Linked DNA regions of Mus musculus: all the other regions are linked to region 4. The links are chromatin loops, found by intact Hi-C in ENCODE. Cell type or tissue: gastrocnemius. All regions are shown on one strand. Region 1 holds the start of Ddx18 (DEAD box helicase 18). Region 2 overlaps Ccdc93 (coiled-coil domain containing 93). Region 3 has its middle 19 kb from the start of Ddx18. Region 4 overlaps Ccdc93 (coiled-coil domain containing 93).

What was found. A loop is a pair of places that touch in the nucleus more often than their neighbours do. Peaks named below come from ENCODE experiments on the same cell type or tissue, not always from the same donor. Only the 100,000 strongest peaks of a DNase experiment are listed, where the experiment ranks them.
Region 1: it touches region 4 in a loop (3-fold over the local background); 20 of 42 quality-filtered maps call a loop at or near these places.
Region 2: it touches region 4 in a loop (3-fold over the local background); 12 of 42 quality-filtered maps call a loop at or near these places.
Region 3: it touches region 4 in a loop (4-fold over the local background); 20 of 42 quality-filtered maps call a loop at or near these places.

The regions. Positions count from the first base shown.
Region 1 is chr1:121,564,899-121,572,898 of GRCm38, reverse strand. It overlaps Ddx18 (DEAD box helicase 18), which reads left to right and starts at 4,919. Exons shown (of 13, transcript NM_025860.3): 1 at 4,919-5,108; 2 at 6,731-7,018. The coding sequence starts at 5,024. In gastrocnemius, a CTCF peak has its summit at 4,857 (motif pointing right); a DNase peak (open chromatin) is centred at 4,891; H3K4me3 peaks cover 1,907 bases; H3K27ac peaks cover 1,218 bases.
Region 2 is chr1:121,486,182-121,494,181 of GRCm38, reverse strand. It overlaps Ccdc93 (coiled-coil domain containing 93), which reads right to left. Exons shown (of 24, transcript NM_001025156.2): 18 at 7,517-7,579; 19 at 2,952-3,060; 20 at 1,195-1,277. Among named protein-coding and RNA genes, the nearest start is that of Htr5b, 38 kb to the left of the region's middle. In gastrocnemius, a CTCF peak has its summit at 3,729; a DNase peak (open chromatin) is centred at 3,743.
Region 3 is chr1:121,545,052-121,553,051 of GRCm38, reverse strand. No RefSeq gene overlaps it. Among named protein-coding and RNA genes, the nearest start is that of Ddx18, 19 kb to the left of the region's middle. In gastrocnemius, a CTCF peak has its summit at 3,392 (motif pointing right); DNase peaks (open chromatin) are centred at 1,470 and 3,393.
Region 4 is chr1:121,438,196-121,446,195 of GRCm38, reverse strand. It overlaps Ccdc93 (coiled-coil domain containing 93), which reads right to left. Exons shown (of 24, transcript NM_001025156.2): 4 at 4,303-4,414; 5 at 458-556. Among named protein-coding and RNA genes, the nearest start is that of Gm35243, 11 kb to the right of the region's middle. In gastrocnemius, no CTCF peak of the experiment used is centred here; a DNase peak (open chromatin) is centred at 4,933.

The DNA of each region.
Region 1 (8,000 bases), 130 kb before region 4:
TTTCTGTCGTTGTATTGGTTTTTTCTGTTTTTATCCTTTGAAGGGCTGGATTCATGGAAAGATAATGTGTGAATTTGGTTCTGTCATGGAATACTTTTTTTTCTCCATCTGAGGTAATTGAAAGTTTGGCTGGGTATAGTAGCCTGGGCCTGCATTTGTGTTCTCTTAGTGTCTGTATAACATCTGTCCAGGCTCTTCTGGCTTTCATAGTCTCTGGTGAAAATTCTGGTGTAATTCTGATAGGCTTGCCTTTATATCTTACTTGACCTTTTTCCCGTACTGCTTTTAATATTCTGTCTTTATTTAGTGCATTTGTTATTCTGATTATTATGTGTCGGGAGGATTTCTTTTCTGGTCCTGTCTATTTGGAGTTCTGTAGGCTTCTTGTAGGTTCATGGGCATCTCTTTCTTTAGGTTTGGGAAGTTTTCTTCTATAATTTTGTTGAAGATATTTGCTGGTCCTTTGAGTTGAAAATCATCTACTCCTATTATCCGTAGGTTTGATCTTCTCTTTGTGTCCTGGATTTCTTGGATGTTTTGAGTTAGGATCTTTTTGCATTTTCCATTTTCTTTGATTGTTGTGCTGATGTTTTCTATGGAATCTTCTGCACCTGAGATTGTCTTTTCCATCTCTTGTATTCTGTTGCTGATGCTTGCATCTATGGTTCCAGATTTCTTTCCTAGGGTTTCTATCTCCAGCATTGCCTAACTTTGGGTTTTCTTTATTGTGTCTACTTCCCTTTTTAGGTCTTGGATGGTTTTATTCAATTCCATCACCTGTTTGGTCATGTTTTCCTGCAATTCTTTAAGAAATTTTTGTGCTTCCTCTTTAAGGTCTTCTACCTGTTTAGCAGTGTTCTCCTGTATTTATTTAAGTGATTTATTAAAGTCCTTCTTGATGTCCTCTACCATCATCATGAGATATGCTTTTAAATCCGGGTCTAGCTTTTCAGGTGTGTTGGGGTGCCCTGGACTGGGCGAGGTGGGAGTGCTGGGTTCTGATGATGGTGAGTGGTCTTGGTTTCTGTTAGTAAGATTCTTACATTTGCCTTTCGCCATCTGGTAATCTCTGGAGTTGGTTGTTATAGTTGTCTCTGGTTACAGATTGTTCCTCTCGTGATTCTGTTAGGCTCTATCAGCAGACCTGGGAAACTAGCTCTCTCCTCTGAGTTTCAGTGGTCAGAGCACTCTCTGCTGGCAAGCTCTCCTCTTACAGGGAAGGTGCACAGATATCTGGTTTTCGGACCTCCCTCCTGGCCGAAGATGAAGGCCCAAAACAGGACCTGTCCCAGAAGATGTGTTGCTTCGGCCTGTCACAGAAGCTGTTAGCCTCTGTAGTCCACACTCTCACCTGCACAGACTAGTCTCAGAGGGATCCGGGAATCAAGATGGCTCCCCCAGGTGCTCCTGCAAAGCCCTCCCAGGCCGGGCGGACACCTATCCTCTGGCAAGGAAGGTGCCCGGATGTCTGGAGCCTGAAAAGGGGGCTGCCTAAGAAGCTCTGTGCCTCCTGCCTGTCCCAGAAGCTGTTAGCTTCTATAGTCCACACTCTCACCTGTGCAGACTAGTCTTGGTGGAATCCAGGAACCAAGATGTCTCCCGCCGATCGGTTCTTTCTTTTTTGTATAAAATACAACACCTACTATGTTACAATTTTTAATGATAGGTCAAAACCTACAATTCAGATACAAACGCAATAACTAATTATGAATGTGCTCAAATGTCTAATAAATACTTGATATAAATTGTGTTCAGAGTGCACAGCCCAGAGATAAACAATTAATTTTTTGTTTTGTTTTTGTTTATCAAGACAGATTTTTTCTGTGTAACCCTGCCTGTCCTAGACCTGCTCTGTAGACCATGCTGTCCTTGAATTCACAGAGATCTGTGTCCTGAGTGCTGGGATTAAAGGCCATGTGCCACCATGACCATGCAACAATTAATTTTAAAGTAACCAGATATCCCTGTAAAGGATGAGCTCAGCAATAAACATCAAACTTTCAAAGACACAAAAATATGTTCCATCTGGATTTGTCGCTGAATCCTGAATATTTCTGTTCCTAGTTTTTCATGGAGAGTGACTGGAATATCATTTGTGAGAGGCGGAGGAGACAGCTCATTTGTAAAGTACCTGCTGTGCAAGCATAAGGACCTGAGTCTGAATCCGTCAACCAAGTAAACGGCAGACTAGCAGTAGACATCTGTAGTCGTGAAACTCGTGGACAGAGACAGAAAGATTCCTGGAAAGTGTAGGCAGAGAGTCCGGGGGAACCAGTGAATTCTCCACTCAGTGACAGACTCTTGTTTCAAAACAATAAAACAGACTTGCTATTGAAGAAGACACAGGTCATTGATTTGTGCCCTCCATAGGCACCTGCACACATATACACATGCCCAAGTGCACACAAACACACACACAAAGAAAATATTTCAAATTTAGTCTGTTCTAGCCCTATAGCTTTTGTGACCCTACAGGCAACAGCCATTTGATTGCCTAAAGACAACCAGGCTGTGAAATAGCAGCATGGCATGCTAATTTATAGAATATTTACAGTAATGCAGCACTTTGAAGACTCCTATATACTATAGAGTGGTGAATTTTGTAGAAAATGGTATTGAAAAGATCATAGACGATCACTTCGTGTGTTCTGGGGATATGATTCCTGCCATTATGCCTAAAGACCAGGATTTAATCTTCAGTTCAACAATAACAACAACAACAAAGGTAAAGAAAGAGCCTTATTTCAGAGATTAGAGCAAGTGTGATCATTACTTCTAACGATTCTAAGGTGTTGGTACAACAGACTGATTTATCCCATGAATCAAAGCCCTTCTTCTCTGATTAAAATATAAGAATCTACATTTTACTTTACGACACTATTCTTGGTTCAAGGATCCCAGGAGAAATTTCAAAGAATAGCATGGGTAAAGCATAGTTGTGTAATTTAAATGTTCTCCACTCCACCCCTGTGTGTGTGTGTGTGTGTGTGTGTGTGTGCGCGCGCGCATGTTTGTGCATGTGTGTTTTCATCAAAGGATATCCTTGGATGTCAGAGTTCTTTGAAGTAACAGAATTTAATAGGATGACTCTACATAGATAGATAGATAGATAGATAGATAGATAGATAGATAGATAGACAGACAGACAGGATAGAATTTATTGGAATGACTTACAGACTGCAGACCAGCTAATCCAGCAGTGGCTAGCTGTGAACAGAAAGTCCAAGAATCCAGTAGTTGCTCAGGCCACAAGGTGGTCTCAGTTGGTCTTCAGTATATGCTGAAATCCCAAAGAAGTAGGTTCTAATGCCAGTGAAGAAAAGATGGGCTAGCAAGACCAAGGCAAGCAGGCAAAGACCATGTTCATGTCCTTATACCTTCCAGTGGAAGATGTGGCCCAGATTAAATGTGTACCTTCCAGCCTTAAGATCCAGATCAAATGTGTTTGTCTTCTTCCCTCAAAGGTCTGAACTAGAAGTGTATTCACCCACTTTAGACCAAGAAAAATAATCTTTCACGGGTGTGCCCTCCTTTTCTGGATTGTAGTTCATTCCAGAGGTAGTCAATTTGACAACAAGAATAGCCATCACAGATGTCAGTCACTATCCATCTTGAGACATGGTTTCTCCTAGACCTGGTCTTACAGGGATGCTGGCCTCTGAGCACCAGTACAACTGGCTTTCTTCCTATGAGAGGTAGATGGAACTCAGGGCTTGTATTTGCAAGGCAATCACTTTATAGACTAAGGCATCTCCTCAGCCCCAATTATAATACTTCTATAGACTTAGGAGTAATGTGTAGCTCCATTGAATGGTGACTGACATGAAAGAGGCCCTGGGTTCAATACCCAGAACTGCAATACTGAATTAAAGACTCTATCTGCATGCCCATCCCGGGACTGACTGACTGCTGACTCTCTCTCTCTCTCTCTCTCTCTCTCTCTCTCTCTCTCTCTCTCTCTCTCTGTCACACACACACACACACACACACACACACACACACACACACACACACACACACACACAATCTATGCACAATGGAGGCTGAAGGAAGACATCACCCAAATGTCCATCCTGAAACCAGGATCTTTCTCAGGCAGCGCACGAACTTCCCTGTCGGTATGTTTTCTGTAACTGTGTTTCTGTCTTCGTGGAAGTTGTGTAAAAATTCAGTGTTTTACCTATGTCATTCACCATACATCTACCGCAAACTAGCACAAAAGTGAAAGAAAGAAAGAAAAAGAAAGAAAGAAAGAGACGAGAAGAGAAGAGAAGAGAAGAGAAGAGAAGAGAAGAGAAGAGAAAAAAAGAAAAGAAAAGAAAAGAGAAAAAAAGAAAAGAAAAGAAAAGAAAAGAAAAGAAAAGAAAAGAAAAGAAAAGAAAAGAAAAGAAAAGAAAAGAAGAGTGCAACGCCCTGAAAAATTGAGGGAAAACTATACGGTGAGAAAAGACGTTTGTGTGATACAGGGTCCAAATTGAAGTGGGTTTGTTGTTGGGTTTTTGTTTTTGTTTCTTTAGTCTTTTTGTTTTGTTTGGAAGGCACTGGGGTGGAGGGGTGGAGTGCTGCCCTGTGGACCAGGCTGGTCTCAGCTCAGAGATCCACTTGCTCTTGCCTCCCTCACGCTGAGACTAAAGGTGAACACCACCATCCCCGTCTCCCAAGAAGGTTTTAAGACTTAAACCTCTTCTGACAGGATACTGGCACCTCTCTAGCAGTGAAGGGAAAGAGACTCTTCTGAGCCACAAGGAATTCCGTCTTCCAATCGGCTTTTTTATTGTGCAGTCTTGGTTTGTAAAACTCTGGGGCCATTAGCAAGGCGAACGGGTTCACAACGAGTCGTCCTCCAGTCGCCAGGGGGCGCTGCAGGAAATTCGGTCTCCAAAGGGAACCCAGCTCTCACCAGGAACTGTTTCCGCCCGAAGCATTTCCGCCCCGCGGGTCCGCAGGCTCCAGCGGTACACTTCCGACTTGCAATTGCGCACGTGCATCTGTCTCGGTGCAGACGGCTGGGCGGCCTGGCAAGATGTCGCAGTTACAGATGAAACTCCTGCGCAGGAAGATCGAGAAGCGGAATGCCAAGCTGCGGCAGCGAAACCTGAAGCTGCAAGGTGAGCTGTGCTGAACCCCGCACTGGCGAACGACGTGGGGAACCCAGGAACTCGGCGGTGCGCTGGGCAGCTTCCGGCGGGAGCCGGGGATGCGCGGCACGAGCAGGCCGCCTGGGTCCCAGCCCCCGTGGACCCTTCATTGGTTCTGCCCTTTGCCGGCGTGGCTTTCTCGACTCAGGGTGAAAGCGGGAGGCCTCGGACTTTCTTCCCCAACTTTCTATTGGCAAGAAAACCTGCAGATTACCCTAGACCCCCCCATCAGCATCTTTAGTCCCCACGTAGAACTTTGTATCCATTACGGTTCCCGACTTTCACTTAATTGCTCGATCTCATCCCCTGCCCAAACTTACGAATTGTTTTCCTCGGAGCTTTCCCAGTGATACAGCTCTCTCCCCCAAACCCGTTCTTTTCATTCCTGCAGCGATCCTCTTCATATGTTAGGCAGAACCCTCCCAGTGTTTTTTGTCGCGCACAACTTAGTGAATTCCTTAACGTCTTGGTTTTGGCACAAGGGCTTAAATGAAAAATTTACACATGTCACTTTCTTGTTGCAGTTTCTGTAGCTTGTTTAGGTTACCTACCTGTAGGGGTTCTTAGCCTTTGTAATGCTGTACCCCTTTAATACAGTTCCTCATATTGTGTTGACACACACACACCATAAAATAACCTCGTTGCTACTTCATGGCTGTAATTTTGCTATTATGAATCGTAATGTAAATATCTGGTATGAGACAACTGTAGTGGGGGTTGGGGGGTCGAGAGATCAGTATGTTGAGGATCGCTGAATAATTGTCTAGACCCACGCAATTTTCAACAGATAGTATTTGAAAGACATCCCAGAGGGGATGGTGGATTTTAGGCAAAAGTATTGATGTTCCTTCACTTAGTACCTGTAGAATAATTAATGCTACTTAGTAGCTACTTCTTGGTGTGGGTAATGATGTAAATTAAAGATGGTGTTGCCTTCATTCTCTTTGTATGAAAATGGAAAACTTGTGAGGATAGTTTGGGGCTTTAATAGGGTTTTAATGAGTGGTTTTCGTTTACTGAATTTTCAGTTCACCAAAGTCTAGGAAAGTTGGGTTTGAATGAAGTGAAATTATATAAGTAATAATTGTGGGAATGCGAAGTAAATATCATTCAGTTATATTTATCAGACACTTGGCCGTGGCTGTTCCAGTACTAGCTCTGTATACCAGGCTGGCCTCAAACTCATAGAGATCCACCAGCTTCTGCCTTTCATGTACTAGGACTAAAGGTGTGTGCCAACACCAGCAGGCCAAATGCTTAATGTTAAAATATATATTTCTCCTCATTGCTGTTTACTAATCATTTGATTTAATTATGTGATCTTGCTGACATTTTTCTGTCACAAATTTCTATATAGCCGTAAACAGATAGGGTCTTTTGAAGTTAAAACAACTTTCCTTTACTGACATTTTTTTTTTCCATAAAGAAAATGTGCCTTTTCTATAATAGAGTACCAATATTTGGTTTTAACAGTGAACATACAAGAAAAACTAAATGATTGGGGTTCCAGAAAACCCATAATTTCTCCTGTGAAGGTCAGTGTTTATAAGTAAGCTTTCTCTTGTCACAGTGTAAGTTCTGTTTTTAAACAGAAACATCAGACACAAGCCTGTCCCAACCTCAAAATGGAGATGTGCCTAAAGAAACAGGAAAAGGTGGAAAAGTGAAAAAGGCCCTGAAACGTTCTGTGCCTGTGGACTCAGCAGAAGCACAAAGTGGAGGCATGCCTGAGGAGACCTTGGAAAATGGCAAAGTTAAAAAGTCACCCCAGAAACTCACAACTTTAGCCAACGGAGAAGCAGCACCAACACCACCTCCTGATTCAGAAGTAAAAAAGAAAAAGAAGAAAAAGAGGAAAATGGCAAATGATGCCGGGCCTGGTAGGTTTTTGGTGTTTTGTTTTGTTTTAATATTGGTCATTCAGATAGCTTTTCAGCTCTTGGTCACTTTTCTCTATTGTTGTATGTGTGAAGCATCCCCTATGCTCACCACCATGAGTCTACCCTGGGAGCTAAAAGACACCTTTTATTGGTAGACAAGGGAAGTGGGTTTTAGGTTTTCCCTAGATTTGTATGTGTTTTAAGTTAGCTGCCCTTGGGAAAAGTTCAAATTTGATAAGAATTTCTTTAGATTTATAATACTCCACTATGGGTTTTAGGGAGCAGTTCATTGGGCTTTGTAAATAAACTGGATCTATCATCACATAGTCTTTTGGGTTTGTATATTTCCGTGATTTCGAACACAACATGGATCTATGATGGTGATGGGATGATGGTGATGGGAAGTATCTCCCAGGCTTTTCTGTGTGAAGGTACTTCACATTAATCATTCTTTGATCTCTTGATTTACTTGTCTTTTGCCCATATATTTTTGTAAGCCCTCTTCCCCATAAGTACTTACTTGCAGAGTCTGTAAGATAACTTGTAGGAAAGTTGTGAATAAATAAGACATTGATTTTTCAAGTGAGCAGATAGTACAGGGCACTGTGTGCCTTAGTCGAACATGTGCCTCTTTCCTCCTGAAGTGTGAAACTCACAATTGCTGCCCTGATACTGCTTAGTGGGATTTCAAATACCCTTCTTTAGAGGCAGGCGGTGTTAGTGTACGCTGTCAATCCCAGCACCCAGGAGACAGGGGCAGGCAAATCTTCGTTCAAGGCCAGTCTAGTAAGTTGAGCTCCAGGACAGTCAGGAAGGGCTACACAGATAATTGTTGTTGTGGGGGTGGGGTGATCCTTTTTTGTTTTTTGGGTTTTTTTGATTGTTTGTTTGTTTTTCGAGACAGGGTTTCTCTGTGTAGCCCTGGCTGTCCTGGAACTCATTCTGTAGACCAGGCTGGCCTCGAACTCAGAAGTCCACCTGC
Region 2 (8,000 bases), 48 kb before region 4:
AAGAAAATCATTTTTCCCTAGAATGCATGACAACGAGAATGAGGAAAGATGGCTTTTTAAAGGGGACTCTAGTGGCAGGACTTTTTGGACAAACTGCCAGCAGGGATCAATTGGTCTTCCCAAACATCACTCTCTTTTGAGGCTATCAGTCCAGGGTGGGCCAGTAGGGTGGAGACAGAGAAGATAGTGCCTATTCTCCACTGCTCCACTCCCACACTGAGTCACCATCTTGGCCAGCTGCTGAGTGGTCCTGAGAGTTTCTGATAAAACACAATCTTCATGGTCCTGTTTCCATGGAAACTGCCCCTGCCCTCAGAGCTAGAGCATCCATCTGACCTTGTGAGACATGCTGGGAAGGGCTCTGTCTGCAGGTCCCCTGGCTGTACTCCATGTACCTGTTGGCTCATCTGTAAGCAGTTACTATCCCTGGACTTTGCGTTTGAATGTGCACTTGCGTGTGGAAGCCAGAAGACAACCTCAGCTGCCATTCCTCATGAGGCTGTCCACCTTGCTCTTTAAGACAGGGTCTATCACTGATCCAAGCTCATCCAGGAGGCTAGGCTGGGGTTAGGGCAGCGGTCCCCAGTGGTCTATCTGTCTCTGCCCACCCAGTCCTGGCATTACAAGCACAGTACCATGCCAGGTTTTGGTGGTGTTGTGTTTTGTTTTTTTAATGTGGGTTCTGGCCATTGAAGTCAGGCCCTCGTGTCTGGAAGGCAAGCACTTTACGTACTGAGCCATCTTCCCAGCACCTCAAGCTGGTGTTTCTCACATGATACTACAGAATGGGTAAACACCAGCTTTAGTTCACTGCAGAGAGCTCCCACTGCTTTGCAGTGACAGTCCCCAGTGCTTGGCACAGGAAGGCAGTCACTCTCTACTTCTACTAGACACTCCGTCTCAGGCTCTAGGTCCATCTGAATCTTCTGGAGCTACCATGCTGTCAGTGGCTCATCTAAGTTATCTTCTTTCCATAAAGGCTCTTCCTCAGGCCAGTGTGAAGTCTTAAGTACAAAGGTGCTTGCCGCTAAGCCTGAAGACCTGAGTTCTGTTCCTGGAGCTCACACGGTGTAAGGAGAGAACCAAGTCCCACTAGCTGTGCTCTGACCTCCACATATGCACAACGCCTCCCCTCCACAGTAAAATTTTAAATGGAATACGAAAAGAAAGAAATAAGCAGACAAAGGCTCTTACCTCCTTCTCCAGGTAAACCTTTTTGTCATCCAGGGTATTGTACAAAGTGAAGAACTGCTTGGTTTCCTTGTGCACTGCGGAAACTGCCAATACAGAGAGATCAGCATCATGTCAGAGCATCAGTGAACCACAGCATCGCAACCCCATGCGGCATGTGCCCAGGGCTATATGCACACTTAGTCGTCACGGAAGCCTGTGTCTCTGTGCATGTGTGTTTGTACGTGTGCACATGTGCATTCAGAGGTCAGAGGTCGGCAGTGGCTATCTTTCTGAATCCCTCTTCACCTTATCTTTTGAGACAAGCTCTTTCAGTGAACCCAGAGCTCACTTACTAAGCTCGTCTGGGTGTTCAGTGCGCCTCAGGGATCTAGCTGTCTCCAGTGTGTGTACCTACACCTGGCCTATTAAAAAACATGTATGGTTGCTTTGCCAGCATGAATGTATATGCACAACATGTGTGCCTGGGACCCATGGTGGGTGTTGGATCTCCTGGAACTGGAGTTATGGGCATCTGTGAGCTGTCATGTGGCTGCTAGGAATTTAACCTGGGTCCTCTGCAAACATATACACTAAACAACTGAGCCATATTGCCAGCCTTTAAAAATAGACAAACAAACAACAACAATATGTTTCTTGTGCTTGAGATCAAATTCAGGGCCTCAATCCTGTCAAGCAGCACTTTAATTAGAGGGACCATCTTCCTTGACCCTGAGAGTGGCTTTCTGTTGGGGTTGGTCTGTACCCCAAGATATGGCTGCCCCCAAGATGACCAAATTCTCATGTATACCAGCTTTTGTTGTGTAAACCTTGCTCCCTAAGTTAATTGGCCAATAAAAGGCTAAAGCCTGTGACTGGGCAGAAGAGAGAGAGGAAGGTGGGACTTCTTGGGAGGGGGAAAGGAACTCTGTGAAGAAGAAAGTCACATGTGCCGACGGGTCTGAAAGGTATAGCTAGTCATGTGACTGGATGGGGCTAGGTGGTCAGGTTAACTTAAATGAGCTAAGCGAGAGTCTGCCTAGCTAAGAAATATTAAAAGGTCTCAGAATAACTGCCACTGTATTAATTTCCAGCATTAATTAATATATACAGAATATTAATATTTTTTAAGCTTTGAGCCTGATATGCTGCAGTGACTGTGCAGTAGGCTGAGGTGAGGCAGGTCCTGGATTATGGAGAGAACACGATGCTCTAAAGCAACGCTAGTGAGACTCTGTGGAGCACGACCATGGGCCACCAGGAGATGCTGGGGTGGGGATGCTTCACAAGAAGCTGGAAAGAAGAGGGGGCTCAGGTGACTGCACGCGGCTAACCACCATGAGAGCTGGCCAGTGCTGGCTCTCAAGGTCCCGAGTCCATCTACAGAGCAAACAGAGACCACGAGTCATCTCCCAGGGCTGTTCAGCAAGCCCAGAGATGAAGTAAGGTCCTTTTCTTTTTTTCTTTTTTAAAGATTTATTCATTTAATTATGTAAGTACACTGTAGCTGTCCTCAGATACTCCAGAAGAGGGCATTAGATTTCGTTACAGATGGCTGTGAGCCACCATGTGGTTGCTGGGATTTGAACTCAGGACCTCTGGAAGAGCAGTCAGTGCTCTTAACTGCTGAGCCATCTTGCCAGCCCCCGTAAGGTCCTTTTCAATGTGGCCCTTGTGGACTGCGCTCTGACCAATGCTACATTGCGCTAAACTGCACGAAGCCCCTTCCCTCCCATCCCTCACAAAGCCCAAGAGTCTGTGTGTTTGATCAATGCACCTACTCTGACGGTAGAGTTCAATAAATCGCTTCTGATACTGTATCAGCTCTGCTCGACTGGGCACTTCGTCAATCTTGCGATGCAAAATTGCTATTTCTCGATTTCTTCGTGCCTAAATGCAAAGGGACAGGAGAGAACACTTGGTCAAAGGCTATATTTGTCTGCTCCTCACAGCTGAGCCAGCCACAAAGACACACATTCCTGTACTGGCCTGAGGTCCTCACATGGAATCGTGACTGACCAGAGGACAGGCAGTGTAAGGAGTCCCAGATGACAGGTGCCATCCTGCTGCCTATCCAAAATGTATTCTGAATTCCTCTACTTAGAAGCCTACTAGTTTCTCAAAGCCTTTCAAAGGGACCAGACTGTCCTGTCAGGTATTTAGGAGGCAGCAGGATGTTTCATGAGGACCACACCACTTAGCTTCCACACCACGGCTATATGCAGATCTCAGGACCTGGGCTGAGCACTGCCATTTTCTTGAGCCTTCGTTCTTCCTGTCTGTGCCCTACCAGTCCGGGGTCTTGCTTCTCTCTCAGCAGCCTCTCTCTCATCTCTCTCCTTCTGAGTGGCGGGGCTGACCTCGAGTTTCTTCATGGGAATCTTAAGGTACAACCATCTGATGTTTAAAGTGTGTAAAGCTGCATGTGCTTGCTTGCTTGCTTACTTCCTGGCATATGCCACAATGGGTGGTAGAACTCAGAGGACAATTTGTGGGCGTTCTCCCCTCCCACCATGTGGGTCCAGGAATCAAGCTTGGCTGTAAAGGACGGAATCCACCTCTAGGTGGAGACATGCCCTTGTCTGCTCCCTTAAGGGTTAGTCCAGCAAGACAGGACAGGGACCAGGCCAGGGGACTGCCTGCCTTCCTGAGTCAAGGCTCAGAAGAGTGTTAACTACTCGGTTGGTTTTCTTTTCTTTGTCCTTTCCTTTGTAATGCTGGCAAGAGCCTGACTACACTTTTAAAATCGCAAACGAATGCCCTTGGCCTTTCGCTCATTTTCTGAGCTCCCTCCCTACTGTGTGCCTCCACGTTTATCTTCACTCTCCTCCTGGGCAACTCTGATTCACAGCCCGCCTGCCTTGGGGTTTGCCTTTTAAACTCTAATTAATAAATTGTCCTTGAGCTTCTGTTTGAGTCTGTTCATAATTTCTTTTATTAATGAAGCCAAGTACCCCACGAGAAAACTCCATTTTCCCTAGCATCACACGATGGCTCTGCTGGACTCCCCGAGTCTTCTAGTGACCTTGCTCTCCTGCTTTCTAATTCTTTAATGGGCAGAGAAAGTGAACCTGGTCCTGTGCCCTGCACAGCACACATCTTTACCCTGGGGGCTGTCTCACACCAGCACTCATGCTATACTTTGTGACTGTGTCTTTGTTTCTAGAATGTCCTGCATGTGTGAGGGTGCCTGTGGACAACGTGTGAACATTCGCTGTTCATCAGCACTTACATTTGCTCAAGTCTTTGCTGAGCTGTCTCCCCACCATTCAGCCTCCAGCCTCCTGCCCTGACAGCCAGGCCTGCTTAGTGCCTCCGTCCTTCAAGCCTCAGCCTCTCTCTGCTTGACAAATGCTGTATCCCAGTTCCCTCCCAGTTAGAAGACTCCTGCCAGGAAGAATTGGGGTAGACTGTGGCCCAGGGCTCAGGAGACTCAGGAAGAAAACAAACCATGATCTGGGAAATTTACAAGGCTCACTGGGTCCCTCCCCAAGGAAGCAGCAAACAACTGCTGGGAGAGGCCACTGACCAGCCATGATGCTGCCTAGCAACCACTTCAAGGAGACTGCCACCTGTCTAGCGGCCTGCAAATGGTACAGGGGCTTCAGGGTTGCACTTTCATGAGTTGTCACTTGTGTTACAGAGGGCTTTTTGGTGAGTTACCCCTGCTCTGTGTAAGTCAGTCCTCACCAAAGGTAGGGTCAGAAATAACTGCAGTAAGAACTCACTGCTTCACCAAGGACTTTGATCGCCGTGAGTTCCCTAACTGCAGTCACTGGAGTATGCTTCTCATGTCTTGACAGGAAAAGTCTCACTCTGGAAGCTTTCTGGGGCATGGGTGAATGGAGGAATCTGAGTTTCTAGATCCTTCAGTTCTCAGCCACTTGCCACATTGGACTCAGATTATTTTCTTAAATAATCCATCCCGACTGATTATTCCCCCTCCCCTCTGGACCCACCCTTTCTCTCTCTCCTTAGAAAAAAACGGGCTTCTAAGAGATAAAGCCAATCCTGACAACAATAAATACAATAAAGCAAAATCTATCATACTGATGTTTGACGGCAACCCAAGCTGTCCGCTCACCTGTGAGCAGCCTGAGCGCCTCTCCCATCACCCTCTCTCTCTCGTTCTTGCTTGATTGCTCACTAGGGTTTAGTTTGGGGTCTTGCCCACATGCCCACAGCCTTAGTTACCATCCCCACTACAGACTGTTTTCCAGCCCAAACTCTTTTGAGTTGGAGCTGACACCAATCATTCTTCCCACAATGCTACCTAATGGTTACTGCCCCCTCAAGTTTTCATGTGTGCAACGTGGTGTTCATATGTGTGTGTATGTGTGTGTGGGGGGCCTTGTGTACACATACACATGTACACATGACAGCCTAAAGTTGATGGCAGGCATCACCCTATGTCATTCTTCCACCGTATCCACTGAGGCCGGGTCTGTCTCTCAGTCACACCTGGAGCTCTTGCTAGCCAGCTTGCTCTGGAGACCTTCTTGTCTCCCTGAGGGTAGAATTCCAGGTGGGCCACTAGGTGCACTTGGAATTTATGGGGCTTCAAGGGATGCGATCTCTGGTCCGCACACTTGCAAGGCAAATGCTTTTTAAACTGCTGAGCTGTCTTCCAGAGAACCCAGTCCAGACCAGCAGAGCTTTTACTTACACTTTCTTCAGACTGCCATTCATGTCCCCGCCCGTTTCCCAGTGACCTCCACATAACCTTGATCTCCCTCTTCCTCTCATCCAGCATCACCAAATTCCATGAGATGCAGCCCTCACTTTCCCCTGCCCCCTCCACTCACAGATCCTGCTGCCTCTCCCAGGCCAGGCCCTCAGCAAGCCATTGGTTTCCTTGTATCTTCTAGTTTGGTCTCAGCCTCTCCCTAGTAGTGCATTCCCCACACAAACAGCCTTGTAGTTTGGCATATATGTGCAGATCTTGGTCCTCAAATAACCAGGTCCCAGAGGGCAAGTCTTCCAGTTCCTGTTACTGGGACCTGATACATTATCAGTCAGGGTCTCCAAACAGCAGTAGGGCCCAGATTGTATTAATTCTATGTACCTTTAAATATTTGCACTTGGTTTTGCTGAAGGCTGAGAAGCCATCTTTAAATATTTGAAAGGTAGTCATGCATGGTGGTGCATATCTATAATCCCAGCACTTGGGAGAGGGAGGCAGGTTTATCAGAAGTTCAAGGCCAGCCCAAGCTACACATACAGTTTGAGGCCAGCTTGAGCTATAACACTTGAAACACTAAAAGTAAGAATAGTGCTCTTATATCAAGGACATATCTGACTCATTTGAATATGATATGGATATCTCACAAAATAATTAAGAGCCAGAAAGATGATAATAACCTCTCATAGGCCCATGGAGCCCTTTGGCCATTCCTACCAAAGCTTAGCTTCCCAGGAACACAGACAAAAGAAAAGAAAGTGACCCAAACCGACATGTAATACAAGGCCAAGGGTCATTTGTGGGTTTGAATCTCCATGAGCCAGGCACTGGCAATACAAAACGGACTCAGAAACGAAGTACTGACTGTGCTTAGGTTTGGAGCTGGCTTCACCATCTCCCCACCCCGTTTGTGAAGCTATGCTCTCAACTCTCTAGTTAGTAAGTAGACCTGAACTTCAATCCTGCTTCTGGGACCTACCTGAGGCTTGCCTTTGGAGAAACAACCTACTGAAAGTTGTTTTTTATCACTTTATGCTGTATGGGGGTTTTGCTTGCATGTATATGTATGCCTGTGGGTGCCTAGTGCCCCTGGAAGGCGGAAGAGGGTGCTGGACCCCCCAGAACTGGGACTGATAGTTGTGAGCTGCCACGTGGGTGCTGAGAATCGAACCTGGGTCACGTGGAGGAGCAGCCAGTGCTCCTAACTGCTGAGCCATCTCTTAAGCTTCCACCAAAATGTATTTACCTTTTTAATGATCTGTATTTGTATGTGTTTGTGTGAGGGCATGTGTGCCTGGGCGTGGGTACCCGTGGAGTTCAGAAGATGGTGTCACATGCCCTGCAGATGAGAGGTACAGGGGCCGTGAGGCAACTGACATGAGTTCTGGGAACAGAACTTGGAACATGCAGAACTCCTGTAATTGTGATGCCAATCATACTTACTCTGAATGCAGGGTAAAGTTCAACTCCAACTAGCAATGCTGAAAGTAACAGACACTTGTGTTGCTGCCAGCAACTCCTTACATCATAGCATGTCTGGTTGCAATGGGAGCAGTGAGCAGGTCCTGGCCACGCTAGCTCTTATACACCTATAACTCCATCAGTCACAGGACATGCATACCAGCCAGGCATATCTATTCGGCCCTGGTCCTTGTGGATACTCACCTGTAGTAACCGGATCTTGTACAGCTTCTCTTTTTCCATGTTGTACCGTCTGTCCAGGTCCTCCTAAAAGTGACAACAGGCCAGCCAGAGTTATCTAGAATGGAACTTCCATTCTCTGACGAAGTCTTTGAAAGTTGAGAACATCTAACCATATTCTCTCAGCCTGAGTTCCTTCTCTCAAACGACCAACTTGAGGACTTCACACCTGAGAGATACCTCCACATCATATCCTAATACCTCCCCCTTTATTGGGATCCTGGCTGAATCCAATCTTCTTTCCAGAAGAAACCAATCATCTATTGTTACTGTGGGGGAGCATATTTGTGCCACAGAAGGAATTGTAGAGGGAAGATGACCACCTTGTAAAGTTGGTTCTCGCCTTCCATCTTATGTGGGTTCAGGGGATTGAACTCATGTTACCAGGCTTGCAGGACAAGTACTCAACCTGCTGAGCCACCTCACCAGCCCCTAAATGCAATGTTAA
Region 3 (8,000 bases), 110 kb before region 4:
CTGCACTGTCTTGCCCTGTCACAACTAGATACTGCAATTAACAAGATGGAAGGCAAAGATCAGCTCTGCGGGAACAAGAGACATTTGAAAAAAGTGCCTGGGAGTCTTAACACTTACAGAAGCCAGCCAGAGTGGTGGAGTACCACTGAGTAACTACAAAGACTTTCCTGGATAGAGTTTTAGTGTGGAACAGGCTAGTCTTGAATTCACAGAGACCATACTGTCTTTGCCTCCTAAGAATGCTAGCATCAGAAGCATACATCACCTTGCCTGGCCAGAAAAGCCATTGTTTGTTTGTTTGTTTCAGAACTAAAGGGATACAACACTTGTAGAGCACTTGCCATGGCAGAATTAGGGTCTCTGAAGCACATAAGTGCCAGGCGGACATGGTGACCCACCTGTGGCGTTGATGCGCTCTGGGTTTGAAAGACCCTGTGTCAGTTACATGGAAGCACTCGACAGTGACTGTCAGTCTCAGACCTGTTCCCATGTGTACAAGTGAAAATGAGAAAGCAGAAAGGTGATGATGCTCATTCAGGTTCTTGGCAGCATAACGTGGGGTGGGGCTCCTCCAGCTCGGTACAGGGCACCATCCAGAGTCACAGCAGGCTGAGACTTTATCCTGGACAGTGCTTGGCATTTGGTCAGAGCTGACTTCCTTTGAGCCCTGTAAATGAAGTTCATTGTGATGTCTAAAAGTGAACAAGTCAAATTTAACAGTCAAATCTTAGAGGAGTCCTTACACTCTAGAATGTTCTCGGTGGCATCTAATTACAAAGTTGTGTTGTCAATGAAATCCAAAATTGCCAGATGTAACTATATTTTGACCCCTTAACTTCTTGGGTTTCTAACACCTCGCATTTAGTAATTATGGCTGCAGAGGTCTTTTCTGTGTGTGTGTGTGTGTGTGTGTGTGTGTGTGTGTGTGTCTAAGTACGGGTTGCCTTCCTATAGACTGCAGATGAGGCACTTGAGATGGTCTTATCTCATCCCTGGTAGGTTTAGCCAACCATTGATGGGGCAAGTAACCTGACTGGTTCTCATGTGGTTGCCTTTATAAAAGTATTGAATAGCCATATGTAAGCCTCCTGTTGAAACTTGTCTACTCTGATCATGGTTGACAGTCACTGTGTAGCTCTACCCGGTGCTCGCTTTATAGAGCAGAGCAGCCTCACACTGGCATCTGCCTCTGCCTCCTGTGTGCTCCAGTCACGGGCGGGCGTGAGTACCTGCCATTCTGCTGTAACCTTGGCCAGTTAAAAGGCCAGCACCGGAAATGATACTAATACATGCAGTCATCCACAAATCAGGATCCTCAGGAGGCAGATGCTCCGGCTTGCCTGAGGGGAGCAGCTGTGCCTTTGTTGATGCTTTGTGTGGGAAGCATGCTATAGGCAGCCTAGGATTGCTCAGTAGTGTCCCATTCAGTCTGTGGGTTGGTATCCACACAGGAGATAAAACCTTGGCCGCATGCCCTTTGGAAGGACGTCTTCCCCTCTGGGTTTAGCATCTACGCTTGTCAGTGTGTGGAGGAGGGAAAGCTTTTGGTTTTCAGTTGCTGTGCAGCATGTAGACTTCCTGTTTGGAAACCATGTTTCCAAGTCCCGGGGGCTACCGAGATCACTTCCTGTGCTGGTTAGTAGTGAGAGTCGGCTTGAAGGGATTTAGGATCACTGAAGCATACTTCAGAATGTTTTCAGAAAGGCCTAACTGAGGAGGGAAGACCCACTGGATGTGACATCAGCGGTTCATAGACCAGGGTCCACAGGGCACCACCATTCACATCTCTGCCTTCTGACTGATGCAGTGCGAGCAGCTGCCTCTTGACTGCCCGCCATGGTGGACCGTGCCCTCCGACTGTGAGCTACAGTAAACCCTTCCTTTACTTGCTCCTCCCAGGTATTTTGTCACACCAGAGAGAAAAGTAACAAATACAGTTCCCATTAGGGAAGCAAGCCGCCTGGGACCGGGTCTGAGTCACCCAGCCAGATACATCTGCTCAGACTGAATCAGACACAGGTTGAAGGAGCGGAAACAGGCCCCTTCTCTTCTGGTTCTGAGGCTGCCTGCCGCGTTGGGATCAGGAGGTTCCCGCTGAGCATCTAGGTGGCAGCTGCACTTGACATCACGTGCACAGGAGACATCGCCACCCACCTTTTCTCCTGAGTATGTTCTGGGTTGGTTCTCTAAAGGCATTTATCAAAGTGACACACATCTGTAAGTCCAGCTCTGAGGAAGTAGAGCAGGTGGATCAGGAGTTCAGGGCCATCCTCTGCTACCCAGCAAGTTTGAGGCCAGCTTGGGCAATCTGAGAATCTCAAAAAGATATTTAAGATAATTCTCTGATTTTTTTTTTAATTTTAAAGAGGATCCCATGTTGCATGTGCTGACACCAAACCCTGTAGTCATAGATGATCTTAAACTTTTGATCCCCTTGCCTTCCACTTCTGAAATGTTGGGGTTACAAGCATGTACCCCAACTGTTACAGTGCTGGCAAACGAACTGGGGGCTTTGTGCGTGCCAGACAAGGACTCTACCCACTGAGTGACATCCACAGCCCCAGGGTCCTTTTCTTTCTATCTTTTCTTTCTTTCTTTTTTTTTTTTTTTTTTTTAAATCATTCTGGCTTCTTCATCCATTCTAAGAACCCAAAGATGCAGCTTTTATGATTTGCTGTCTTCACCTCTGCTGTTTGTGAGCTGGCCAGGCAGCTCACTGCATCCCCACTCTCTGGGGCCACAGCTCCCTGCTCTGGAGCTCAGAGGAAGGAGTTATTTTCAAGTAGTCAGGTTTGGGAACATCTAGGACGAGTACACATCAAAGAAAGAACACAAGGCAAGCTCAGCCTGGAAGAGCCTGCCCTGGATCTGGGAGCTTCACAGGCATTAGGGGGCGGGACTGCTGCCTCCGTGGGGATTGTCATCTGGAGAAGAGCGGACCAGAGAGAGAGTATCAGCCTCCAGGAGTTTCTGGATCTTGTGAGGGCTCACAATGGGACACTGAGGTAGTGGCTTGCCCTCTCTGGGCCCTGTCTCCTCATCCATAACGAGGAAGGGACAATAGCTCCAAGGATCACAAGCCATCAGCTCACAGAGGCCAAAGCTGTCAAGATCGGTAGTCAAACAGAAAAGGTCCCCCCTCACACCTCCCCATCAAGGAGGTTTTAAGGTGCTTTAGGCCAACAAGCTGTTTAAAAGGAGCCTTCTTGGAGGTGACGAGATGAGGATAGCTCAGTAGGTAAAGACAAATGTATCCAAGCCTCATGACTGGAGTTTGAACCCCAGAGCCCACAAAGTGGAAAGAGAGACCCGACTCCTTCCAGTTTTCCTCTGATCTCAACATTGCAAGCACTTGTGCACAGTTTTCCATGATTCTGCCTTGTGGCCAGCAGAGGGCCTCCAAGATAGGCCCAAGCCAAAAAGGGCAGCTACCTTGACAGCACCTGCTGAGTTGTCAGGAGCAACTTGGGCCTGGAGCTGTGGAGCTTTCGTTTGTGTTTGTGGGAAAGCACTAAGCAGGGGAAAGACCTGAGTGACATTGCCACGCCCTTTCACCCTCAGAGTGTTGGGAGAGATGGATCTGACACCATGTCTATCAGACTCTAAGTTAAGTTTCATACCTTGAGCTTCTCTGATCTTGCATCTCTCAGGAATACCTCGACACCTAGTTTTCTTGACCTAAGCACTTCCTGTGTTGTACCATCACCAAGCATCTGAGCAGCCATGAGAAGCACAGTGTCGATGTCATCCTGGTGGTAATAAGGATATAATACAAATCAGAAGAGGCCATGGCAGCTAATAAGTGTCCTGGCCCAGATTCAGGCCTGAATCCACCCCAGAGCTGAGACTCTTCCTCCCTGATTAAAGCTAGCTGAAGATCTTAGTTAGGGTTTTACTGCTGTGAACAGATACCATGACCAAGCCAAGTCTTAGAAAGGACAACATTTAATTGGGACTGGCTTACAGGTTCAGAGGTTCAGTCCATTATCACCAAGGTGGGAGCGTGGCAGCATCCAGGCAGTCATGGTGCAGGCAGAGCTGAGAGCTCTACATCTTCATTTGAAGGCTGCTAGTGGAAGACTGACTTCCAGGGAGCTAGGGTGAGAGTCTTAAAGCCCACACCCATGGTGACACACCCTCTCTGATAAAGCCACACCTACTCCAACAGGGCCACACCTAATTCTGCCCCTCCTTGGGCATATACAAACCATCACACTGAGGTAGTCCATTCTTCCTGCAAACGAATAACAGTTGTTATCCAAAGACACAGGCGGGAACAAGAACCGGAGTCCAAATGTAGGGCTGTGTGTGAGAGCAAAGACCAAAGGCTTAGCCTCAAGCCTGGTGCTACATAGATCACAGTAGACCAGACACCACAGGAGCAGTGCCCTTGACCTCATCCTCGTAGCATGTATTTGAGCATCTGAGAAGAGTCAGGGGTGCAGGAGCATCACAAGTTCAAGACCAGCCTGGTCTATATAGTGAATTATAGAACCACTATTATTGGGTGATGATATTGAACTGTTCACATGGACACACTACATTCTCAGCATCTTTAGGAGTCTAAAAGGTCAGACTAAAGGTGCAGCCAGATGTCTGGATAACGACACTTTGCCAAGCCTGACCACCAGAATTTCCTCACATGGAGGAAGGAGGAACCAGCCCATAAATTGTCCTCTGACCTTTTCACACATATACTACTTACCCCCCACACCTCTACACACATATACTACCTACCACACTCACACACACACAAAGCATATAAATAAATATTTTTAAACCAAGATCAGAATAGAAAATATGGCACCAGAGAGATCTGAAAAAATAGCACAGCTGGCTTTGAATAGGTAAATGGGCACATAAGCCATACCTTGTGTGCTCTAGAGCTGGAGAAGGCAAGGAAGCAGGCTCTGCTAAGCACCCCTGCAAGTTTAGATCTTCTGACTCTGTAAGGCTGTGTGGAGGTAGGGGTGCTGTGTGTGTGTGTGTGTGTGTGTGTGTGTGTGTGTGTGTGTGTACCATCCATGAATGTGGGAATCAGAGGACAACTAGAGGAAGTCAGCCCTCTCAATGTGGAGAGGACTAAATGAAGGTTATCAGCCTTAATTGGTTTTGGTTGGCTGTCTTTGTCTTATTGCCTTGAGACAGGGTCTTTCAGTAAACTTGGAGTTAAGATCACAGCCAGCAAAGCTCGCTCAGTGATCCTCCTGTCTCCGCAGCATGGGCACATGCTACATGTTTGAGTTTTCCTGTGACTGCTAGTATTTGAACTCGTGTATACATATGTATATGAGCATGTGTATAAACATGTGTATACAGCAAAGGCTCCTATCCACTGAGCTATCATCCCAGCCCCTGTGTTTGTTTTTCTATACTTATATACATTATGTAATGATTGAATAAAAACAATTAGCATTTCCATCACCTCAAATTGTTCTTATTTTTTTGCAATGAAAATATTGGTTTTAATTTTTTATTACTTTATTATAATTATGTGTGTGCATGCTGTGTGTGCCAAGGCATAGCCATAGAGATCAGAAGAGTCGATTCTCTCTTTCTACCTTTGAGTGGGTGCCAGAGACCAAACTCCAGTGTACAGACTTCACCAGCTGAGCCATCTCACTGGCCTGGGATGGAAAATATTCTTCCTTCCAATGCCTTTTGGTGATAAGAGTTAGGAGTACTCAGAGTTTTATTCCAATTTCTTTCTGTTCGTCTCTATGAATCTGTTTTGTGTGGTGAAGTGAATTACCATGGTAACATGAAATGAGCAGTGGGTGAACTTAACTGCCCTGTTGAAGGTGCCTAGGAGATAATACCAATAATCTAAGAAAGTCTCTGGGAGTAGAATTAAAGCTGAAGACAGAGGATGGATGGGTTCTGCAGACCATCAGGAAGTGCTGGTGTCACCAGCTCAGATAAAAGTCACTGTGGGAAACGACACCCATCCTCAAGTGTCCACCTACCCATCTCCAATCCTCTATCCCAGCTGCTCAGCTGATTAATGCAAACTGTGGGGGAAGCACTTGCAACTCAGAACAAGAAAAGGATGCTTCCCAGAGTCATCCTGAAGGAGCTCTTGGAGGCTACGTAGCCAGGCCAGAAGATAATCCAGACACACACACACACACAGAGATAAATCTGTGGTGACTCCAACCTAAAATTCCAGTTACTCTGGAGGATGACACAGACCAGACCTGTGAGTTAAGGCTAGTCTGGGCTACCTAGTGAATGCCCATTCTGGAGAAAAGGACTCAGATGCCCCAGACTTTCATGACACAGGTAGGTGGTGAAGTGCCTTAGTTACTTCCTCTTTGCTGTGACAAGATGCAAGACAAAACTATTCAAGGAAGAAGGGCTTCGGGGATCACAGTTTGAAGATACTATAAGGTCTCAGACAAGGGGCTCAATGTGACATTGAAGCGGATTGTCCTTTTGGATAAGAGATTCCTTAGGAGGAAGGTGAATAGCACGGACACACAGACAGCAGCATGGCAAGAGCTCCGTGGAGAATCCAGGCCCATGAGGCAAAGCAGGGATTCACCATCACATGTTCGAGAGACAGTGGAGGTCTAGGGCCATATGGCTGGTGAGTAGCCTGTGCTACTTGCTTGTAACAAGACTGACTGTTCCCCATGCAGCGCTGGAAGAGATATCATTCATCTCTTTGGTTATTGTGTATCCATCATTTGAGATGTGCCACCTGTAGACCCTAGTTACCTAGGGCCTTGAGTAGCCTAGAGTTTGTACATTTCCCCAGAGGAAGAAGAGAGGATTACAGGTTCAGAAGCAGACACTCAGTAGGGTCCCTGCCACTTCCCTATAGGGGTGGGAATTACCCAGTCAGCCATGAGGATGGAGAGAGGAAGAGGCTGAAGCATCAGGTCAGCATAGTGTGAGTAGCCTCTAGCCTAGACCTTACAGACACAGCCCATCCCACCTTGGAAGGGGCGGCAGGGGAGTGAGGCGTCTGGTCACACTGTTCCTTCCGTCAGGAAAGAGAGAAATGGATGCTGATGTTCAGCTCACTTTCTCCTTTTTATTCAGCCAGGGACCTCTGCCCATGGAATCATGCCAGTCACGGGGTAGGTCTCTACACCCCAGCTAACCCAATCACAGGCATGCTCAGAGGTGTGTCTCCTAGGCGACTCTAGATCTTGTCATATATTATGTCCATATCTGATCTATCTGTTTTAGAGATTTGTGGGCTACTTAGAGAAAAATATATTCTACAGTATTTGACTGTCATGTTCTGATCAACTAAGAGTCACATGTCTGGGCAGGTGACCCATAAGACTGGAGAACATTGTTCTCTCTGCTCAGCTTACAGCACACCAAGGAAATGGGACTCTCCAAGACCTTCTCTGCAGGTCTCAAGTTGGGAGAAGGCAAAACTTTAGGGTTCTCAGAAATTAGAATGTCTTCTGCCCCAGGGATCTTGGATAGACCTGGGGTTAGGAGGGCAGAGGAAGCGACAGGTAGGCATTCATCATGGAGTGGGAGGTAGAACAGCGAGGTTTTCATTTTTAAGTTAGATTTGTTTTAGTTGTGTTTGTGTTTGTCTGTGTGTGTGACTGTATGTGTCTGTGTGTGTGTGTGCGTGTGTGCGTGCATGCATGTGTGTGTCTCTATGTATGTTTGTCTCTGTGTGCATGCCTGTGTGTGTGCATGCGTGTGAGTGTCTGTTAGGGAGGTGGCATATGTACAATAGTGCAAATGCCTTCAGAAGCTAGAGGCCTGAGATCCTCTGGAACTGCAAGTATAGTTGATGATGAGCAGCTGATGTGGGTGCTAGGACCTAAACTCAGGTCTTCTGGAAGGGCAGTAAGGACTCTCACTTGCTGAGCCATCTCTCCAACAGTTTTGTAATTCTAGTTCCAAGGGCCCAGCATCCTCTTCCAGGCTCCTTGGGAGCCAGGCACACACAGCATGCTTACAGACATGAAGGCACAACACTTATGCATGTGAAATAAAAATACATCTTAAAAAACACTTTATGC
Region 4 (8,000 bases):
AGACAGAAGAGAGAGAGGAAGGAGGAGGACGAGGAGGTGGAAGGAAGATGGAGCAGAACCACGTGGCTTGGAGGAGCCACAAGTAGCAAGGGATCTCATAGCTGGGGAGTATAGTAGTGTAGTGGTATATTGCCCAGTCCAGGCGTGCAGCTTATAAATATTACAACCAAGCCGTGTGTCCTTTGCATGGGTTTATTGGGGTTGGAGATTTACGGCAACAGCTGAGCTCTTACTGCTCTTGCAAGAGGACTCAAGGTTGCTTCCTAGCATGCGGGTCAGGTGGCTCGCCACCTCCCAACTCTAGCTCCAGGGAACCTGATGTCTTTGGCCTCCTTAGGCACCTGCACCCATGTAAACACACAAGCACACTCAATCTACATACACCTGAAAGAGGAAGAAATTAAATACACCAGGACAGACAATGAGTAAGCAGAAGGAAGCGGGGCAGAGCACTGACCTCCGGGAGGCTGTAGGTCTTCTGGAACTGAGAGATGGAGTAGGAGCGGATGTAGTCTCCCATCTCTTCCTTTGTTTCGATAGCTCGTTTCACCAGCCACTGTGGGAGAAAGTGAGGTGAGATGACAGGAATGGACTCCTACTGCAGGGAAACTGTGCAGCCCGGGGATTCATGTCGGCACGACTGACCTGCCCAGGTGGGAAGAAACCATGAGAACACACTGCTACGAGACAAGAGCAGCCAGTTGGGCCTCTGAGGTGACAGGACCCGGTGACCTCGTGTGACTAGCCGTAAGTAACTGTGCAACATTTGAAAGCTATAGGCCTGTCCGTCTCTTCAAGAGAAGGGGGAGTTCCTTGGCATTCCTTTTGTTGTTGGAACAGGGTCTCATGGAGCTCAGGCTGACCTCAAACTCACTGTGTGGGTGAGCATGATCCCACGTGCTGGGATGACAGGTATGCATTCATCTTAATGTCAGTGGGTGATTGAGAGAGAGAGAGACAGAGACAGACAGACAGACAGACACTACAGAGACCACTTGAGACAACCCCTCTTCTGCTAGATGAAAGAAATCCTCAGGTGGTAGAAGAGTTTGTAGCAGTACAGGGCCTGAGGCCCTGGGATCACTGGCTAGAACATTCTCTGAATCCTTGTGACATTTCAGGTACAACCTTTATAGGACCTTACACAGACACTACATTACTCTCCTCAAATGATCTGCAGCTACAAGATAAAGCCGGGAGCTACAACTGGGAGGTTTCCCCATCAAGTGACTAACATGGGGTTTCTGTTCAAGTTGCCAGTCTCATGGAGCTGGTGTCTGGAAGCAGTTGGCTTTGCTAGTCCGAGTTTCCAATTAAAAAAACATCATGTAATTAAAAACACATATGCTGTTGTGCAGTTTTTTTCCTTCAAGACTGAAACAGGGAAGCTCTTTAAGCAAGGACTGGAACGTAAACAAGATCAAAATAACATCAGGAAATCCCTGAAACTGACCAGATTCACTAGACCCCTCCCTGGCAGAGTAAGTAATAAAAGCTGAGAATGGCCCTCAGACAGAAGGAAGCCAACCTGCAAAGAAGACACTCGGACAACCAAAGTGAAGAAGACCCTGAGACAAGACCAGCAGCCTAGAAGAAGCGGACCAAAGAAGACTCTGACACAAGACCAGCAGCCTAGAAGAAACGGAAACCAGGAAAGCTGCCTGGCAGAGCTTAGAGCTGGAAAGGATATTCTCCAACCTGCCACAGGCCACAACCAGCAGGCTGTGCAGTGTGCTCAGATTCCCAGCTGGTTTTGAGTCATTTCTGCTCCTGTAAGTAAGCCCTCACGTGAACGGATTCCTGTAAGAAACTCTAATAAAACCCCCATTGGTTCACTGGATTGGACTTTGGTGATATGTGTACTTTAATCTTTTGTGGGCTCCCTATCTTAGGTGAGCAGGCCTATGTGTTACGTCTTCCCAGAAAATGTTTTATCACACAACGTATGCACAAACATAATCACACAACGTATGCACAAACATAAATATGCACATCATGCGCATGCACACACACACACACACACATACACACACACACTCACACTCACACACTGTGGATAATGCCTGCTCTTCATTCATTCTTTCCGTTATTCACAAGCACATCAGAAGAAAGAACCATTTGTTAGAGTTGACAGTCCCTCCTCAGAGAGAACTCTCACATCCTCAAAACAATACGGGGGCAGTGGTAGTTTATTTCTCAAGTGCACAGCAAACTCGGCCAGGTCCAGCTGCCTAGGCACCTAGGTATATAAGCCATAGGGAGGCACTCCTAAGGCAGGAATAGGGAGATCTATAGTTCATTTGTACTGATGACTTGTGTGCCATGGTTTGCATGTGGAGGTCAGAACACAACTCTGTGGAGTTGCTTCTCTTCTTCCATCTTTACGTGGGGCCTAGGAATCAAATTCAGGTCACTGGGATTCCACAGATGCTTTACGTCCAGAATCATCGCAAGGACTCAAATTCTACAAGCAAAAGACACGATTAGGAAGCAGTTGCCCCAATAAGTTGACTTCATGAAAAACAAAAACAAAAACAAAAAAAACCAAACAAACAAAAAAAACCATGCTACACAGCACATACTCCACAGGGTACATTCCTGTGCTGTGTATATCCTAGGAAGAACATTCCTGTTATTAGCATCTTCCATTTATTCCCACTCTACCACCGACCCCACCCCCAGAGACCTTGGACATTAACTGAAATCATAGCAGAGCAGGGTGAGAGATAGCATCAGGGAGAGATAGCATCAGGCACCAAGAACCATGACTCTGGATCACACGGTGTTTGTCCTGGCTCCTTCTGTTGTTGTGATAGAAAATCCCAACAACAACCAAAAAAAAAAAAAAAAAAAAACAAAGACTTAGGAGAGCAAAAGCAAACACTATTTTATCTCACAATCGCAGGTCCATCACTGTGAGGAAGTCGAGTCAGGATCTTCAAACCTAGTCACAGCTCAGAAAAGAACAGAGAGAAAGGAACACACGCACGCCTAATGCTCAGCTAGCTTTCTCTACGGATAGAGTCCAGGGACCCAATCCAGGACTGGCATTGCTCACTTTCAGTCTATGTCTTCCCACATCAATTACAGCAGTCAAGACAATCCCTCACAGACACACCTACAGGCCAAGCTGATCTACACAATCCAGTGCAACTCTCTTCCAGTTAGGTTCTACAGTGTATCAAATTGAAGATGAGAACCAACCATGTAGCCAGGTGTGGTTGCCCACACCCTTCCGCATCTGGGAGTAGAGGCAGACTAGTTTGGCTAGGTTGGTCTACAGAGTGAGTTTCACAACAGCCAAGGCTTCAAAGGGAAAAACCTGTCTCAAACAATCAAAAACAACAACAACAACAAACAATTACAACAACAAAAATCCAAAATCCAAAACCAAAACTAAAACAAACAGAAAGCAGCAACCACAGAGCGATTGTCTCGGTTCACCTCTGCCTTCCTGCGGATCACCAGCCCCTCTCCCCGTTCTGACCTCTCAAGCCTGTGTCCACTGTGTCTGGGGAGATGTGCTTTGATGGACCATACCTAGTGTGATGCAGTAGAGAAGGGGAAGGCTGCATCCCAGAGCCTCTCACAGAACCCGCTGTGGAGTTCCTGCTGTCAAAGCTAATGTCGGTCAGATACTCACTTTCCACCATGACTGCTGCAGCACTTGCAAAGAGGATCTGCTCTCACAGACAGATCCAGTATGGGCAAGAGAAACAGACAAGTCTTAGCCGGCTGGTCGAGTCTACTTGGCAAGTAGTCATGTAAGGGTCAATGGCCAACACTGTCCTCTGGCTTTCACATGCATGTACTCACATGCATGCACACATGTGCATGCACACATACACAAGACACCCACACGCACTTGTATGTCCCCACACATGCACCTCCACACTCATGTACCCACAAACACATGTGCAACACACACATATGCACACGGCAATGCACATATGAAAAGGGAAAACAAAAGCCATTGGTGGGAACCTTCAAAGGTCACAGCAGAAGCCAAAGTGAAACTACTACCGTGCAGGGAGCACAGCTGCCTTTTGAGATTGCTGGCAAGAATCCCTGTCAGCTGCGCGGCAGCAGACCCATCCCACACTACACCTAGGGTCCAGGGCCCCATACCCATCCCACGCTACACCTAGGGTCCAGGGCCCCATACCCATCCCACGCTACACCTAGGGTCCAGGGCCCCAGACCCATCCCACACTACAGCCTGGGTCCAGGCTGGGCTGTGAGAGCCAGGTGTGTTCCAGGAACTCCCAGTTAAGAGGCAAGAATCCACGCAGAAGCCCTCACCTGCACGACAGGGAATATGTGGATAAAATCCATGCCCTGGATCTGGTGGGGCTCCAGCTGGTGGGGACACTTCATCCTTGGGAGGACGGAGACAATCTTTTCCGATAGAGCACTGTCCAGAAGAAAACAGTAAGCAGAGTCAGGACACACTGAGTGGTTCTAAAGACAGCTCTAAAGTCTAGGCAGAACTGTGAAGAAGTCCCAGCCTGGTCAGGGTGACAGTGACAGACCTGACCAAGTTCATCCCAGTAGACCAACATGAGAAGCACAATTCAGCTACATGCATGTAAGGTCACAAAGGATTCTTCCCATCATGTATTACACCTATTGCCTTCTTTCCTTTTTTTCTTTTCGTTTTTCTGGTTTTTGTTTTGTTTTTAAGGCAAGGTCCTGTGCAGCTCGGGCTGGCCTCAAACTTGACTCCTAGACAAGAAAGATAGATCCTCCTGCCTCCACCTTGGAACTGGTTTTATAGGTTCATGCCACCACGTCCTGGTCATGTGGTGCTGCGGACCACCTACCCAGAATCCACACTAATCCAAGGGAGACAAGTTCCAGGCCCTGGTTGGCTCTGAGTGTCTTTATGCTCAGCACACCACCACGCTGGTCTTTAGTGCCATCTTCAGCAGGAAGAGTGCTCCCCCTAGTGGGCCACAGAGCTCGAGCTTGAAAAAGTTCCATTTGGGAGCTTCAAATCCAGCGGCTGAGACCTCGACAATACACAACCAACCTTCTTGCTTTTCCAGAGGGCTCTCCCTAGCCACTCCTCACTGGCAGCTTAATCAAGCAATTCATAAGTGCCCAGAGGGGAGGATATAGCAAGTCATGTTGGGGTTTATGAGTCTCTTAAAACTGCCTCCCAGAAACTAGAGCCAAGCCCAGGCAGTCCCAGCAACAAGCAGGAGTGGCTGCCAGCACTAACCCTGGTGGCGGGAGCAATAGGGAAGGAAGCACACAGTAGGGAGGCAGGGCAGAGAAGGCAGGAAGACTTCTTAGAAACATTCGCCAGCCACCCTCAGCTCTGCTCAGGAACTCAGACTTCCTAAAAAGTCAGCAGAACTGTTTCGGAAAAGTCAGAGCTTCTTTAAAAGCTCGGCCAACCTAACACAGCCTGAAGTCATTTGAGCAGAGAGCCGCAATTGAGGAACTGCCCAGATCAGGCTGGCCTGTGTGAGTGGTTGGGAGGTTATGTTGTTAACTGCTCTAGGATCACCCACTCCATGGTGGGCAGCAGCATCCCGACCCAGGTCACCCTGAGTGTGTAAGAAAGTCAGCCAAGCATCAATCTGAGAGCGAGTGAGCAGGCTTCGGCCATGGATCCTGCTCCCATTCTTCCTCCGCATGCTGCCCTGACTTCTTCACAGCCTGGGACCTGTAAGCCAAATAAACTCTTTTCTCCCCTAAGCTGCTTTTGATCATGGTGTCTACCACAGCAACATTACAAAATCAAACAAGGGACACATGTGGATCACCAGGCAAACCTCTGAGCTTGAGATTTTAGTATAACACTGTCTGATACTTTAAGGGTATTTTCTTTTTAGAAAGGATCTTGCTATACAGTTAAGCATAGTGTCAAAACTGTAATCCTCCTGCGTCAGCTTCCTGAATGCCAAGATTACGGGTGTGCACCAGCACATCGAGCGGACTCTTTTAAAGTTTTACGTGTTACATTCACTATTTCCTCCTCCATGATGGTTCATTTGTCCCGGATCTAAATCCCAGCCCGACCACCTCTTGGACATCTGGCAAGTCACCAGCTCTCGTTCAGACAGACCTAAAACATGAGAAACAACGGGGACAGCAAGATGGCTAAGAGGATAAAGGCAATTGCGGCCAAACCTGACAACCTGAGTTCAGTCTCCAGGACCTGCATGGTAAGAAAGAAGCAACTTTTACCTGTGTCCAACTCTACATGCAAGCTATGGCGCACATACACACACACCACGCATGCACACATACAGAGAGGGGGGGGGGGGAAGAATCCTTGTCTCAAAAATTCAAAGGCAGGACAGAGATTCACATTTTAATTTTTAATTATGGGTATGTGTGGTCAAGAACAGGCATTGGATCCCCTGGAGCTGGAGTCATGGACTGTGCTGGCTAGTTTTATGTCAGCTTGACACAAGCTGTAGCCATCTGGGAAGACGGAACATCAACTGAGAAAACACAGCCACTAGAATGACCCATGGAGAAGCCCGTAGTCCATTTTCTTAATTAGATAAGGGTGAGGGGAAAGCCCATTGTGGATGTGCTGCCCCAGAGCTGGCGGCTCTGGGCTGTACATGAAAACAGTCCGAGCAAGCCTTGGAGAGCAAGCCAGCAAGCATCACCCCTCCAGTTCCTGCCTCCAGGCTCTTGCCCTGACTTCCTTCTAAGATGGGCTGTGATGGAGAAATGTAAATAAAATAAACCCTTTCCTCCCCAAGCTGCTTTTGTTCATGGTATTTTATCACAGCAGTAGAAAAGTAACTAAGACACAGACAGCTGTGAGCTGCCCAAGCTCGGGGCTGAGGGCTGAACCCTGAGCCTCTGCGAGAGCAGTGTATCCTTAATTACCAAGCTGTCTTCAGCCCCACACTTCACCTATTTGATATCTGTAGTCTGTGCCATGATAATTATAAACTTTATGAAGTCAGGGAATTTCTTAATGTTTCCAAAGTACCTGAATAATGTCTGAGCTGCAGTAGTAACACAGACTTGATAAATATTTATTGAAAGGATTAATGAAGACTCTTTTCACCTGATACTTTCAATTTTCTCCTTTAAAAAGTACCATTTACACTGGCAAGAAGGCTTGGTGGGTTAAGAAGTGTGCTGCCGGGCATGGTGGCACACACCTTTGATCCCAGCACTTGGGAGGCAGAGGCAGGAGGATTTCTGAGTTCAAGGCCAGCCTGGTCTACAGAGTGAGTTCCAGGACAGCCAGGGCTACAGAGAAACCCTGTCTCGAAACACCAAAAAAAAAAAAAAAAAAAAGAATCCCTGGGACCTAAAAGATGGAGAAATGGACTCCCTCAAGTTATCTTTTGATCTACACACACAACACACACACACACACACAGACACGCATACACACACACACACACTCACACACACACCACACACATACAGTCACACACACAGTCATACACACACACACAGTCACACACACAGTCATACACACACACATACACACACACAGTCTCACACACACATAAATACACACACCATTCTTTTAAAGTATCATTAGGTTGAAAAGACTGTATTTCCTTTTTTTTCTGATCCTGTCCCTTATATAGTAGTTACTATAAAAATGACTATACATTTAAGAATCTACTTAACTATTATCATAAATATTATGCCCTTACCATTTTGAAGGCAATGTTAGGATGGTAGTTGGGGGTATAAGGCCAAATAAAGACATTAAAAAGTCGACTCTAAATACTTAGAAATCAGGAGAGACTACACGATGCTAATGGGTTAAAAGACAGAAGCTTGGGCTGGGGAGATGGCTCAGTGAGTAAAAAGAATGTCTTGCAAGCCCAAGGACCTAAGTTGTAATCCTAACACACACACACACACACACACACACACACACACACACACTCCACATTCAATGAAAGGTAGGGGAAGTCAGGCATAGTGCCACACCACTATAATCCCAACACTGGAGAGGTGGAGACAATCCAGTACCCTGGCAGTGCCCTGGGGCACAGTGG